Regions from separate parts of the Mus musculus genome. Here region 2 is linked to region 1. The links are chromatin loops, found by intact Hi-C in ENCODE. Cell type or tissue: left cerebral cortex. All regions are shown on one strand. Each heading gives the region's core, and the rest is flanking DNA. Links, peaks and the distances in the headings are about the cores only.

Region 1 (7,497 bases), core at 3,230-5,729:
ATTTCACCCCTGAGTTTGATTATTTCCTGCTGTCTACTCTTCTTGGGTGAATTTGCTTCCTTTTGTTCTAGAGCTTTTAGGTGTGTTGTCAAGCTGCTAGTGTGTTCTCTCTCTAGTTTCTTTTTGGAGGCACTCAGAGCTATGAGTTTCCCTCTTAGAAATGCTTTCATAGTGTCCCATATGTTTGGGTATGTTGTGGCTTCATTTTCATTAAACTCTAAAAAGTCTTTAATTCCTTTTTTATTCCTTCCTTGACCAAGGTATCATTGAGAAGAGTGTTGTTCATTTTCCACGTGAATGTTGGCTTTCCATTATTTATGTTGTTATTGAAGATCAGCCTTGGTCCATGGTGGTCTTATAGGATGCATTGGACACTTTCAATATTTTTGTATCTGTTGAGGCCTGTTTTATGACCAATTATATGGTAAATTTTGGAGAACTTACCATGAGGTGCTGAGAAGAAGGTATATATCCTTTGGTTTTAGGATAAAATGTTCTGTAGATATCTGTTATGTCCATTTGTTTCATCACTTCTGTTAGTTTCACTGTGTCCCTGTTTAGTTTCTGTTTCCATGATCTGTCCATTGATGAAAGTGGTATGTTGAAGTCTCCCACTATTACTGTGTGATGTGCAATATGTGGTTTGAGCTTTACTAAGGTTTCTTTAATGAATGTGTCTGCCCTTGCATTTGGAGCATAGATATTCAGAATTGAGAGTTCCCCTTGGAGGATTTTACGTTTGATGAGTATAAAGTGTCCCTCCTTGTCTTTTTTGATAACTTTGGGTTGGAAGTCGATTTTTTTTCAATATTAGAATGGCTACTCCAGCTTGTTTCTTCAGACCATTTGCTTGGAAAATTGTTTTCCAGCCTTTCACTCTGAGGTAGTGTTTGTCTTTTTCCCCCGAGATAGGTTTCCTGTAAGCAACAGAATGTTGGGTCTTGTTTGTGTAGCCAGTCTGTTAGTCTGTCTTTTTATTGGGCAATTGAGTCCATTGATATTAAGAGATATTAAGGAAAAGTAATTGTTGCTTCCTATTATTTTTGTTGTTAGAGTTGGCATTCTGTTCTTGTGGCTGTCTTCTTTTTGGTTTGTTGAGGGATTACTTTCTTGCTTGTTCTAGGGCATGATTTCCGTCCTTGTATTGCTTCTTTTCTGTTATTATCCTTTGAAGGGCTGGACTCGTGGAAAGATAATGTGTGAATTTGGTTTTGTCGTGGAATACTTTGGTTTCTATGGTAATTGAGAGTTTGGCTGGGTATAGTAGCCTGGGCTGGCATTTGTGTTCTCTTAGTGTCTGTATAACATCTGTCCAGGATCTTCTGGCTTTCATAGTCTCTGGTGAAAAGTCTGCTGTAATTCTGATAGGCTTGCCTTCATATGTTACTTGACCTTTTTCCCTTACTGCTTTTAATATTCTATCTTTATTTAGTGCATTTGTTGTTCTGATTATTATGTGTCGGGAGGAATTTCTTTTCTGGTCCAGTCTATTTGGAGTTCTGTACGCTTCTTGTATGTTCATGGGCATCTCTTTCTTTAGGTATGAGAAGTTTTCTTCTATAATTTTGTTGAAGATATTTGCTGGCCCTTTAAGTTGAAAATCTTCATTTTCATCCACTCCTATTATCCGTAGGTTTGATCTTCTCATTGTGTCCTGATTTTCCTGGATGTTTTGAGTTAGGATCTTTTTGCATTTTCTATTTTCTTTGATTTTTGTGCCGATGTTCTCTATGGAATCTTCTGCACCTGAGATTCTCTCTTCCATCTCTTGTATTCTGTTGCTGATGCTCGCATCAATGTTTCCAGATTTCTTTCCTAGGTTTTCTATCTCCAGCGTTGCCTCACTTTGGGTTTTCTTTATTGTGTCTACTTCCCTTTTTAGGTCTTGGATGGTTTTATTCAATTCCATCACCTGTTTGGCCGTGTTTTCCTGCAATTCTTTAAGGGATTTTTGTGCTTCCTCTTTAAGGTCTTCTACCTGTTTAGCAGTGTTCTCCTGTATTTCTTTCAGTGAGTTATTAAAGCCCTTCTTGATGTCCTCTACCGTCATCATGAGATATGCTTTTAAATCAGGGACTATCTTTTCGGGTGTATTGGGGTGCCCAGGACTGGGTGGGGTGGGAATGCTGGATTCTGATGATGGTGAGTGGTCTTGGTCTGTTAGTAAGATTCTTACGTTTGCCTTTCACATCTGGTAATCTCTGGAGTTAGTTGTTATACTTGTCTCTGGTTAGAGATTGTTCCTCTGGTGATTCTGTTAGCCTCTATCAGCAGCCCTGGGAGACTAGCTCTCTCCTGAGTTTCTGTGGTCAGAGTACTCTCTGCAGGCAAGCTCTCCTCTTGCAGGGAAGGTGCCCAGATACCTGGTGTTCAAACCTGTCTCCTGGCAGAAGTTGTGATCCACTCACCAGAGGTCTTAAGATTCCTTGGATGGTCCTGTGGGTACCTTGTGGGTGTCCGCAGACTCTGCGCCCAAGGTACCCTGGTGCTGGCGTGGACAGGACGGGTGTCTGTGTTCTTGTTGTTCTTCATTATCTGATGTTTGCACTCACTCAAAATCAAAAGCAAGGCCTGCTGCTGCAGACTATTCTCTAGACTCTACAAAGCGTGAAAAGGTATTTTACTGCCTAGTATTTTCTTTGGGTGTTTCCTGGAAACTTACAAAGCTTCATAGTATGATAATATGCACAGAGACAATATCATGACACATTATGTTTCATATATATATATATATATACACACACACACACACACATATACACACACATACACTGAATTCAAATTTTTTTTACTAAGATGCTAACTTTGTTAATCTCCCTATGTCTCTCTATATAACATAAAAGAACATAAAATGAAAGGGAGCCAGTAAGTAGAAAAGAAAATATGTTGAAAAGATGTAAGAATTATGGTATTTTGGGTTAAGAAGGATTTCTGTGTGAAAAGACTGTGTTCTATGGATTGAGCTTTAAGTCTGCCTATGGTACACAGTGAGACACTGCCTCAAAAGGAGTTGCCATATATGGTTATTGTTAATACATTTCCATTTAAATATAAGTCTTTGATATATACCCTAATGTGTTCTACAAGTGTTTAATGATATAATGTTTTAATAATAAAGTTATTAAAGAATTTCTATTTATAGGAATATAGGAAATAACAAATGTTAATAATAGGTATTCCCAATTAAAAGCAAGTTATAGAACTAGAGAAAAGTTATACTTTAAAGAAATGATCTAATGGCTAACATTATTTCTATTTTTCTTTTAATTATTTCTTTTTCCATATAAGATAATAACACTTCTTTAAATTTCTTTTATTTTTTGTAGCTAGCTTCTGAGATTTTCATGCAATATTTAATCTTGTAAACTCACAAAAATTGTCTATATTCTTCCATTGCGACTATGTTCTGAGGATCTTTATAACCCTGGGGAAATGGGTGTCCTATTCGTCCACCATGTTGGGAGTGTCAGACACTCCTGTAGAGGCGTCATTTATGATATAACGTGGGTGGAGAGTCCCAGTGTCCTGTGATTCCTAAATTCCTGCTTCATTTCTATAGATGACATTTTCCACGAGCCAGGTAAATACTCAAATGATGTCATAAACTCAGGATTTGAGACTTAAAAACAGCACATGGTTGATAAATAACCTCTTTTCAAACTCAGCTTCTAGCACCATTGGGAATTGAACGTCGAAAACCCATATAGGCATTTTCCAGTAAACATTAGTGAAAACCAGCTGTCATTTACTAAATGTCATTTCAGGTAGAGGATTGCTTTTTTATCCCGTCACTAAGTCCATCAGAATGTCATATTTATGTGTTATTTTATATTTAGGATTTTGGATCGCTACGTTCAGGAGCAAATTCCTGGTGCCAAGGTTGTGGTGGAGTCCATAGGTGCCCGTCGCCATGGAGACGCCTACTCCCTAGAAGACTATAGCAAGTGCGACCTGACTGTCTATGCCATCGACCCGCAGACCAACAGAGCCATCGACAGAAATGAGCTTTTTAAGTAAGTGGTTTTTATTGCACTTCACCTCCATGTGGGAACAATAGCACCTATAGGTGATTCTTATTTACGGATAACCGAAATCCTGCGTGGGCTGGACTGGGGTCAGGAGCCTCCGGGGCAACAGGACTCTGCTGAAGTCAGGACCAAAACAGCACTTTGAGACCTCTGCAAAGGAACTCCACACTCTTGATTCAAGAGGCTGTTGAAAAGGAAATAGACTCCTAGTGAGGTGATTGCCTCAAGGACTTCAGCCGGTTTGAAGGTTAGGAAGAAACTGAGCTTTCTTCCATACAACTCTATGGTAAGAGAAAAACAAACAAACAAACAAACCCATCTCATGTCCTGAATCAGAAGAGTTAAGTAAAGGAAAAATCACTGTCATGGAGCTCTACATTATGTATTAAAGCAGAATCCAAAGGAAAAAGAGAAAGGGATGTGGGGATCCGAAGGAAAAGGGGGAGGAGGAAGAGGAGGATGGGAAAGGGCAGAGGGGGAGGGAACTAGGAGGAAGGGGACAAGGCAGTAGAGTACAGAAGAAGAAGAAAAGAAACAAAACCAGGAAAGAAAGGCTGAAATCTTAAATAGAATGTTATTACATAGATTCCATTGACTGTTGTTCTAATTCCCTTAATTCTTCATCCAGTTTTTTGCTGGACTCTAGTGACATCTAGTGTCCTGAAGATCGTTGGGAAGATGTTTTACTTAAACTTCATTTTAATTTAAAATGTACATCGATATGTAGTCATATGTAAACACAGTTCATATGAGACTTTAAAAGCAGGTTCATACATTTATTTCTGACAGTTGTTCTTAATAGAACTTCCCCTAGATTTTTTTAACCTACCAGCCTCCTTTATGTTCCATATAATTTTGTTTTAATTTTGGTAATAGATCACAAGATTTTAGAAAAAGATATGTGTCTGCATTTTAAGGATGCTAACTGGTGGTAAAGACAAAAATGGTTGGGATGTAATTTAACAGCATTCATGAAAATTTAGGATAAAATATCTAGAAGAGCAAACCACAAAAGAACATAGAAAATGAAATTAATTTTTTGAAGAGATAAAATTAGGCATTTAGAATTTTCTGGAACTATTTGAGTAAACTGTAGACTTTTGAAGCCTATGAACTTTTCATAAGTACTTTATGGCTTATTTGTAAGCACACATGCTCACACTCCAAGACCAAAAATGTAGATTTTAGCATTAAAACTACAGGAATGGAAATTTAGCTTTACCAAAATATACCAAGGTATGATAATTGTTGCTTATAAATAATGCTCAGCCATGGACAATAAGATTTTTCTCTCAATTTTTATTATCTGAAATCTGAACATCTCCTCTGGTTCTGTCTCTCTCTGTCTTTGTCTGTGTGTGTGTGTGTGTCTATGTGTGTCTATGTGTGTCTGTGTGTGTCTGTGTGTATATTCTTTAGTTCAAAGATAGAAAACAAAACTAGTAATAATAGTTAGCAAATTTATTACCAGATTCCTGGACATAATGCCTGTCTCTGGGTTTGAACCTCATATATAATATGAGTATATATGTGTATATATACATACATATATATGTATAATATTATTTTAAGAAATATACTATATATTATACATGTTACATATCTTAATATATTCTTTAAAATACATATCTTAAATATATATATATATTGTGTGTGTGTGTGTGTGTGTGTGTGTGTGTATGTGATTCAGAGAGGAGAGACAAACACAAGCATTTTAATTACCTTATATTGTCACATGGAAATTTTAGTTAGGAAAACAGGTAGACTCTATTGGCTGATGGGGCCACTGGGATTCTTTCATGGAAGGGCTATCAACTGCCTGGTGGTTCTCTGTCTCATCCTCCCCAGCTCAGCGATTGCTGCATGTACCACCATGCTCAGCTTGTATTTTCCTCTGCTTAATTAATACATAAAAACACACTCACACTCTTCTCCTGTATCCTGTCATGATGATAAGCCTGTCTATCTACTTAAACCTTCCTGTTTGTTTACTATGAGGGTGTTCACATCCTTTCTTCTTACTTCTTAGAGTAAGCAGTGTATAATTATTATCTGTAGTTTCTGTCAATAACTGTGACAAAAACAACTTAAGGAGACTAAACTTAACTTGGAGAAAAGTTATTTACAGTACCCGATTATGGTTCCCTGTGGTAGAGTAGTCATGGAGGCTGGGTGTGGACAGAACTTATCAAGGGCATCCACAGTTGAAAGAGAGCAACCAACACAGGAGCTCTTCCCCAGCTCTTACAAGACTGCTATGCTCACTCTTCTGTAACTCTCAGTCCTGGCAGCTATTCCTTTCCCAGCATGGCAGCTCTAAATCCCTCTTGGTCCCCTTGCGGGTGAATCTTAAAGTCCCACCTCTGTCTCCCTGCCCAGCCATTGACTGCCAGCAGTTTTATTTACCAAAACCAACTAGGGGCAGGGACCCTCAGAGTCTTACATGTGTATTCTACCTGCAATTTTGGGAACCCAATTAACATACTACAAGCGTTAAACCAAGAACACAACAGTTTATAGCCATTCCCAGAGACTAACCCTAACCCACACAATCCCTCACAGCTGTACTTGCTTCCCAGGTCTCAAGTTAATAATTAATACTAATCATCACACACAGTTTGCTTTTTAAATCCAGAGTCTTAAAAGATGTCTTTTTTTATTAATTGTTTTATTTATTTACATTCCAGCCATTGCCTCCCAGTCTTCCCTCCCATAATTCCTCATCCCATTCCCCCTCCCCCTTATGTGTTTTAATGTCAAATCACCTTCTCTCTTTGAATATAATTAGTTTTTCAATCTGTCACACAACAAAAGGTTCCTGGACGGCAAACTGCTCGATATCAATAAAGACTTCCAGCCGTATTACGGGGAAGGAGGGCGCATTCTGGAGATTCGGACACCTGAGGCAGTGACGAGCATCAAGAAGCGAGGAGAAAGCTTGGGGTACACAGAAGGGGCCTTGCTGGCCTTGGCCTTCATCATCATCCTCTGTTGCATCCCAGCCATCTTGGTCGTCTTAGTAAGCTACCGACAGTGAGTATGCAGTTGCTGGGTGGATATTCTCTGGAAGGTATTCGGGATGCTACCTGGTAAAGTAGCTTCAGTGTTTGCAAACTATTGATGGTGTAACTACTCTGTCGTGTTTTCCTGCCTGTGCCAAAACTACTGAACATCTGGAAAGTGGTCAAGGAACTTAAGTATTTTAATACCTGCAATTTGAAGTAAGCAGGGCATACATCCAGCCTGATATAATGTATGAGAAATTAGAAATGTGTCCCTATTGGTAGTCATTAAAAAAAAAAAATGAAGGGGGTTGGGGATTTAGCTCAGTGGTAGAGCACTTACCTAGCAAGTGAAAGGTCCTGGGTTCGGTCCTCAGCTCTGGAAAAAAAAAAAGAGAGAGACAAAAAAATTGAAGACTTTATTAAAAGGAGGAGGAGGACCCCTATGGGTGCCACAAAAAGTGAAT
Region 2 (7,497 bases), core at 2,442-4,941, 1.5 Mb before region 1:
ACCTCCACCTCCCACCAGAATGCCTAGTGCTAAATCCTTCAGTGGCCCTGAGCTGGGGGGGGGGGGGGGGCTCTTCAGCTTCCGGGAGAAGTTGATACCTTGAGATTTGGATGATGTCTAACTTGATTTGATGTAGTTTATTAAAGGATGTGTTTCCCGTGGGCAAGAATTATGGGAAATAAATGTCCCTGTCATATACAACGGCTACCACAGCTCAGCATCCTCCCTTCTCCCCCAAAAGTTTCCTAGTAGCAAGTTTTCTTAATGTCCAAATGAAGCCAATGGGGGCTGAAGGCTTCCATGCTTGTAGGCAGAAGGAAGATGCAGCTTTTCAGAAGGGTAGAATAAAGGACATAGTGTGTTTATACTCTCTCTCTCTCTCTCTCTCTTTGACTCTCTCTCTCTGACTCTCTCTCTCTCTCTCAGACACACACGCACACACTTCAACGTGCAGAGGACAGACATGATGATAACCTCGGTTGTTTCCTGACTTGTATAAAGTTTTATTTTATTAAATTAAAAACAAAAATCAGAACCCTCTCAGTCAAGTAACTAAGTGTGTGGTAAAATCAGACTACATATCTCTGACTGCAGTTTAGACATGGTAGAAGTTCCTGCAGAGTGCATAAGCCAGTTGGACTCTTGGAATAGCAGCTAAAAATATGAGTGGCCCCCAAATGATCCAAAGGACTGCTATACTTTAACAAATGACATTCTTTACAGTGTGTGTGTGTGGGGGGGGGAGCAAATATAAAGTCTTTGTTTAAAAAAAAATTACCCAGGTGGAGAGACCGGATGGAATGATAGAGTTAACTTGAAGAGGATGGCTTTTGGAAAACCAGGGTTTGGTGCTTTTGAAACTACAGATGGTAATCACTGAAATAAATGAACCGGTTAGTATTCCAGGCTTGCCGTGGTTGGCTCCACGGAGAGACGGCTGTTACAATTCATTTCCAATGTCATTTGTGGTAATAGAATAATGTTGCACGAGTTTATCCAACTTCCTCATGTATGTGTTGTCAATTCCAAGATGTCCTGTAAGGCAGAGGCAGGAAGTCCAAGATCTGGCTTTTCAACCTTTCGGCCCCCCTCCTCCCTCTAAGTATCCTTCCCTGGTCTGTTCGTTCTCTCTCTCTCTCTCTCTCTCTCTCTCTCTCTCTCTCTCTCTCTCTCTCTTTCTCCTGCTCCCCCCCGACCGACCCCACTCCTGTGCGTTCTCTCTCTCTCTCTCTCTCTCTCTCTCTCTCTCTCTCTCTCTCTCTCTCTCTCTTCTCTCAACACAACACCCATTCCTTTTGCTTTTCTCCCATGACTCACAAACCGCAGTCAGTTTCCAAACCCCTGGCCTTCTGCTCCTGGGCTCTTCCTCACAGGGCAATTCAGAGTTAGGGGGTTCCCTAAGGAAGTTACGGAGACTGCAATAGTGGAGTCCCCTGTGAATAAGGAGTAAAGGAGTCAGCTGCGTCCTACGGAAGGGGCAGGCGGGATTCCACAGAGGTAGGAAGAGTAGAATTTAGCGGAAGTCAGGAAGTCATGCTAAGTTAGAAACATGAACTGTATACTAAGGGTGAGTTGGGCTGCCGTAAAGAGAAGGAAATTGAAGCACGATTTGAAACGGTGGATGTGTGAGCATTGTGTGTGTGTGTGTGTTTCTGTGTGTGCACGTGCACATACGCACCCGTGTTCCTACCTATGTGCAAGCACACACAAGCACTGCATAGCATGAGTTATCTTCATCAGGAGTCAGCTTTATGTGAGATCTCTTGGAGAGACATCTCTATCTCCGAGGGCAGATCTTCACTTCAGAAGCGAGTTGAGCCTCCCAAGAAAACAACTTCTCCTTTGCAGTAATCCCTTTCCAAATCAATGGTTTGTCCTCAGGAATCAATTCCTCAAGTGGAGTGCTTATTTCCTTAAATGTTTATTCCTGAGGTTGACTGAGAACTGGACACTAACATGGAGGTTCAGGACTTTCTGTTTCACTGGCTTTGGTTTAGCATCTTGGGTGACACCAGTGTCCTAACTCAAGAAACGGCCTGTGATCACTGCAGGCTTAGTGTCTCTGGATGTGTTTTCCATGAGGGAAGGTCGGCTGGTGTGTTCCTAGCACACTCTTACCTTCCCGAGTCTACCTTGCCTTCTCTCACCCCATGCCATGGAGTCTTCTGTGGGGGATGATTATCCTCCGGTGCTAATTTATCATCATGTTTAACAACTTTCAGTTTATGCCTTTATTTTTATTTTTTACAACATCAGTGTATGGATGAGTCTGGGTAGATGGTAACTTAAGCTACATATGGATGATGATAACGCTACCAATGTATTGAGAAGTCCGATGAGATGATAATTTGATCAATGTATTGATGAAAATGATTATGTAATAACTGGAAGCAAGGATTGTGAATTACTTTTTATTGAGTAAGAACATCTTTTAAAATTCCTTTAACATTGATTATTTTTATATTTTCTTAATAGTGAAAAATAGTTTCATGGCCATATCCAAACAAAGTATATATTTAAAATCCCAGAAAACAGGTTTTTTTTTTCTAGGAATGTTGCTTCCATTTATAATAAAGCTTTAGGAGGGCACGGCCGAAGTAAGGAGAATGCTTTAAAGATAACTGGACATGCTGGTGTTTCTGTGGTCTGTTTGACATTTTCATGAAACTCCTCAGACCTTCCCCTCTCCTCCCAAAGGAGACTGCCACTGTGTGCCCTGGTGTTCTATCTGTGTGCTGTGCATTGGCTGAGTGATGTCAAAGCTAGTCATCACGGGCTGCCTTCTTAAGGAACACTCCTTTTGTGGAATACATATTTTGTCAACTACAGGCATTTGTAGAGTTCTACCACTGAAGATGTTATACAAGAGCAACAAGACAGCAGAACATGTGAAAACAAGAATAGTACTTGGGCATGTGTGTGCACTTGCATGTGAGCATGCACACGTCCATGTATGTATGTATGCATGCATGTACGTATGCCCCTTTGCTCAAATGGCTTTTCCCAGAGTGTCATATGCTCTACCTGAGGCTTGGTTGCCTGCTCTTGAATCTATGTGCATCTTGATTTTACTTTTTGGAAGTAGCTGTTGCGCTCTCATGAAACGGTATCTTTTCAGAGTCACTCGGATTGTAAGCTTACTTTTGAGCTTTGTGTTTCTGTTCTGTTGAACCTCCAGAGACCGCTTTAGATATGTGTGTAGGTGGTGCTCGAAGAAACTCTAGGAAGCTGGAAGTCTGTCAAGGAAATTACGGAGGGAATTAACATCATCCTAGCAAGGCAGAAAGAAAGAACTGCCTTTTCTTCCTCTGAACCGCATCGCTGGTGTGAGAAGTGATAAGACGATTGGATCCTAGTGCCCAGCCGCCAGCACTCCTGCCTTAGTAAAGTGGCTTAAGTAGAGAGGCAGCTCTGATGACCAAGTGGGTCCCCTTCCATGTATATAATATGAAAGAGCTTGTGTTTGGGGTATCCAGAAGCTCCTTCCACCTCCACCCATGGGGTGAGAGAGAACTGCCACATGGTGGCGCTATTGTGATGCCTACGCTTCTGAAAATATCCGTTCTGAAACATCTTAAACTGAATTTATGGCAATGGTGACATGGGAGTTTTCTCTAAGAATGAAAGATTATTGTTATATATAACTTCCAACTAATAGATATTGGGTAGGGCATCTCATTGTCTCCTGTTGACAATGCTTTTCTTTTTCTTAAACTTCATCTGTGAGAAGATGAAATCTGGATTTTTTTTAAATCAGTTCAGTCTCGTTAGCAGATGGAATTTTTCTTTTGATACGAATTATCATATTTATGTGTGTATGTGTGTGATGTGTGTGATAGAGAGTGAATATCACTTGCCTGAGGTTAAAAATAGTAGTTAAAGCTACAGCTACTTTGAAGCTGTAGTAACAGATGGCTATGAGATACCCAAAGTGGGTGCTGGGAACTGAACTCAGGTCCTCTGCAAGAGCAGCAAGGGTTTCCAACCACTGAACGGTCTTTCTAGCCTCAGGGGATTTCTTAACACGACTTTGAATCTATAAGGAATGCCCGTTCCAGTTCTCAATCGATTATAATGTCGTATGTGCTGTCCTTTCTCTTTTAGGTTCTTACAACTAAAACGACCCCTCAAACATGCCCCTCCGTGTTTACATTGGGCTCATACATGCTACCTCAAAACTGTATGTATCCACTTAAAATAATACGATAGCACATCCATGAACAGGATTGCTTTGCACTTTTAAAGATATCAACTAGAAAAAAAAAAGGATAAATCTTAGCATGCGTCTGTTTTGAGGTGTTCAGTTGCTCAGTAAGAACAATGAGCAGTTTATCACCACCAGCGAGTCACTTGCACATTCCAGCAGCTGTTGAGACTGTTGGATGTTTGTGGATTTCACAGCCCATCCCTAGAAGGCTTGAGCTCATCTGAAGCCTTTGGGCTAAAATAGGAAATGAGAACACTCGTGAAAACCCAGATTTGAGCAAGAGGAGTAGAATATTGCCAATGGTTATATTCAGAGAACTGAAGACCATGGTGGTGGGTTGCCTTTCAATCTCTCTTTATTTTCCTACAGACTGCTTGGGTCTAGAGGGGTCAGACTAGAAGAAATCACTGTAGCAAGGCTTGAGACCACCGTGCATCAGGAGACAGGGTGTCAGGGTTGACTCTATTTTCTTTGAGAGAAGCGAAGGGCATTTGCCTTGTATTTTCTTGAACTTCATTTGCCTGTTGGGGGGGTGCTTTATGTATTGCTAACTGGAAACCTGATTGTAGGTGAAAAGCAACTTTCCCCATTACAACCAGTAGCTATAAAACTTAGAACTAAAATATATTTTTCTTCTAAGAGGTACTTCTCCCTGACCACCTTAGCAAAATGCCTGGAATTGGTCAATTGTATAAATAAAATGATGGCTTGTGGGTTGTGTGTGTGTGTGTGTGTGTGTGTGTGTGTGTTTTCTCTTTTAAAATGTTTTTTATGTAAATAGAATTACACAATTCCCTCTCCCTTTCCTGTCCGGATCCTCCCAGCTACACTCTCCGCAGAACCCTCCCAGGCCCCCACTGCTCCCAGATTGATAACCTCTTTATTTCTCCTCACTGCTACAAAGTAAGAGGCTTTTGTTCAAGATTCCATAGATTTTTTTTCTTATATTGTGAAGCCATCTAATCTGAGGCTATATTTTTACAATCAAACATATCATATTTTCTTCTTCTATGAACAAACTTGCTAAAAATCCAAATAGTAATGTTTGGAAGAAGGTGCGCAACTCTGTCAGGCATGGAGTTTTATACTGTATTAAATGTGGTGTGTGCTAAACTCCACGAGTTAGGCGTGGCATAGCGGTAACATCTGGGGATCACAAGTCCATCACTAACATCACACTTCCAAAAATTCAGGTTATAATTGATTTTAAAAAACGAAAATGAGGGATCTGTGTTACCCTCGAGGATATGTGCACATTTTTCACTGAAAACAACCGTGATGATCTTTATATTTAAATTGTAGCAGTTTTGTAGCTAGAGCAAATATTAAATGTGGCCACTGGGTTTAATACCATTCTTCATGTGGAAATGTGTGCTTTTTTATGCATAGTGAAGGGTCTGAGGTATGTCTCAAAATATTTTAATTTACAAACAAGTATTGCTTCATAAGGATTTATTTTTAACTTGGTTTGTGTGTCTGTGTGGGCCTATGTGAATGTGAGTGCAGTGCTTACAGGCGCCACAAGAGGGCAGTGGTTCCCTTGGAGCTGGTGTTACTGGTGGCTTGAGTTGGAACAGGAAACTAAACTCAACTGTTCCCTTAGAATAGTGAGCGCTCTTAAATGCTAAGCTATCATTCTGGCTCTGGCATACTTTATTTTTATATTTATAAAATATTGCAGGCCTAGCTCTCAAAGATAGATCACACACAAACAATATATATGTATTATAAGATATATATGTATCGTATATTACATGATATATGTACGCATGTATCCACCATCCGGAGACATTTTTATCTCCCCAGCTATAAGAATCAAAAGTTAAGTATTATTTATAATCTTTGCCCAAAGTTTTCTTGTTAGGAAGATTTCCATCAAGAAGTCAGACACTCTCTCTGACTGCCATGTTGGAAAGGCTCACGGTGGGATTTCAAATAAACGGCACCATTTATAATATTATGAGTTTGCATCAATTTTACCCAACTCAGCTCTACCAGGATATGATAGCATTTTGCCCGCAGGAATGTTCAATTCTGAAAACGTTTTCTCTGGCATTATCTTTAAAAAAACAAAAAACAAAAAACGTTTCACCTTGCGAACTTAGGCTTTCAGTGCTTGGAGGTGTCACGTGCTTCTCACTAATGGCAGAGATCCCTATTTTCACCATGGAAGTCAGCAACAAGGTGGGTTTGAGACCTTGCTCCTGCGTCTCGGTGCCTGGTTGCAGGGTGTCATCTCTGAAGAGGTGATGTAATAAAATATGGAAGGCAGACAGAGTGCCTGTTGAGGCCCGCGGTTGTGTTTTGAACACGGACACATTTATTTTGAACGGAAACCCACACTCCACTGAGCTCCTTTCTGCTCTGTGAATTCAAAAATCCTTTCCAGTTTGTCACCAGGGCAGGCATTTCTCTCTTCTTGCGCATTCCTCAGACCAACCGGGCTGCCACAGGGCTCAGTCCTTCCCGGTACAGCCGTCCATAGATATGAGTTAAGGGTACAGGAGTTAAGGGTACAGGGCCAGTAGTTAGGCTAACTGACTCCAAGGCTGTTCTGAAATTTATCTTAGACCTGCTTTCTTCCTGTGTCTACCTTAGGAATGCCTTAAGCCTTCTGGAAAAGAATTCAAGTTATGTGTGTATGTTTGTGTTTTAACAGAGAGTTTCACTGAACGTTTTGAATAGCTGTTTTGGAAGGAGATCAGGAGGAAAAAAATATGAAATGCATATGAACTGTTGACAGTTGAATGTACCATACAGGGGTCCATATACATTAACACATATTTAAATAAAAATACAGAGGACCATATAGGGATATTCCAGCTTTGACAGATCGCAAAACACTGCATCAAACACACCTGCTTTAAACCCCAGGAGCAGGCAACAGAAAAACAAAATCTCCTGGTTGAATTTTCCCAACTGAATGTCTACTTCAATTAAAATTGGAAGAGACACATTAGTGAATGGAGGGCACTTTTAGGTTGTACATTGTTTCTGTGGCCTTGAATGGCTACAATAAGTACAATAAATACTGAAATGAATAAAATCATCTCGGCCTTCTTTGGGAAATGTATTTGCTTTACATCATTACGCTTGTTGAACATTATCTGAAATGAAACCTCAGCCATTAGAAATCATTGTGTTTCTTTCGTGAGGGCCGCATTCTATTCTGATCTCATTAGAATTGTATTTACAGGAGTCACGTGTCTACCCTCATTTGTTTCTCAGAACAAAACCCGAAGTCCTTCAGGCTTCTTTATTGTTCCGTGGCGTCGATAAAAAGTTGGAGT

Evidence for each region. Hi-C counts contacts between places; a loop is a spot of excess contacts. Peaks named below come from ENCODE experiments on the same cell type or tissue, not always from the same donor. Only the 100,000 strongest peaks of a DNase experiment are listed, where the experiment ranks them.
Region 2: a loop joins it to region 1, with 4 times the contacts of the local background. A loop is called at or near these places in 3 of 42 quality-filtered maps.

The regions. Positions count from the first base shown.
Region 1 is chr10:74,617,363-74,624,859 of GRCm38, forward strand. It overlaps Pcdh15 (protocadherin 15), which reads left to right. Exons shown (of 37, transcript NM_001142742.1): 31 at 3,837-4,013; 32 at 6,843-7,061. Among named protein-coding and RNA genes, the nearest start is that of Gnaz, 350 kb to the right of the region's middle. In left cerebral cortex, for the core only: a CTCF peak has its summit at 4,683 (motif pointing left); a DNase peak (open chromatin) is centred at 4,665.
Region 2 is chr10:73,100,365-73,107,861 of GRCm38, forward strand. It overlaps a transcript of Pcdh15 not described here. Among named protein-coding and RNA genes, the nearest start is that of A330049N07Rik, 17 kb to the left of the region's middle. In left cerebral cortex, for the core only: a CTCF peak has its summit at 3,509 (motif pointing right); DNase peaks (open chromatin) are centred at 2,797, 3,259, 3,482 and 4,423; H3K4me3 peaks cover 324 bases; H3K27ac peaks cover 545 bases.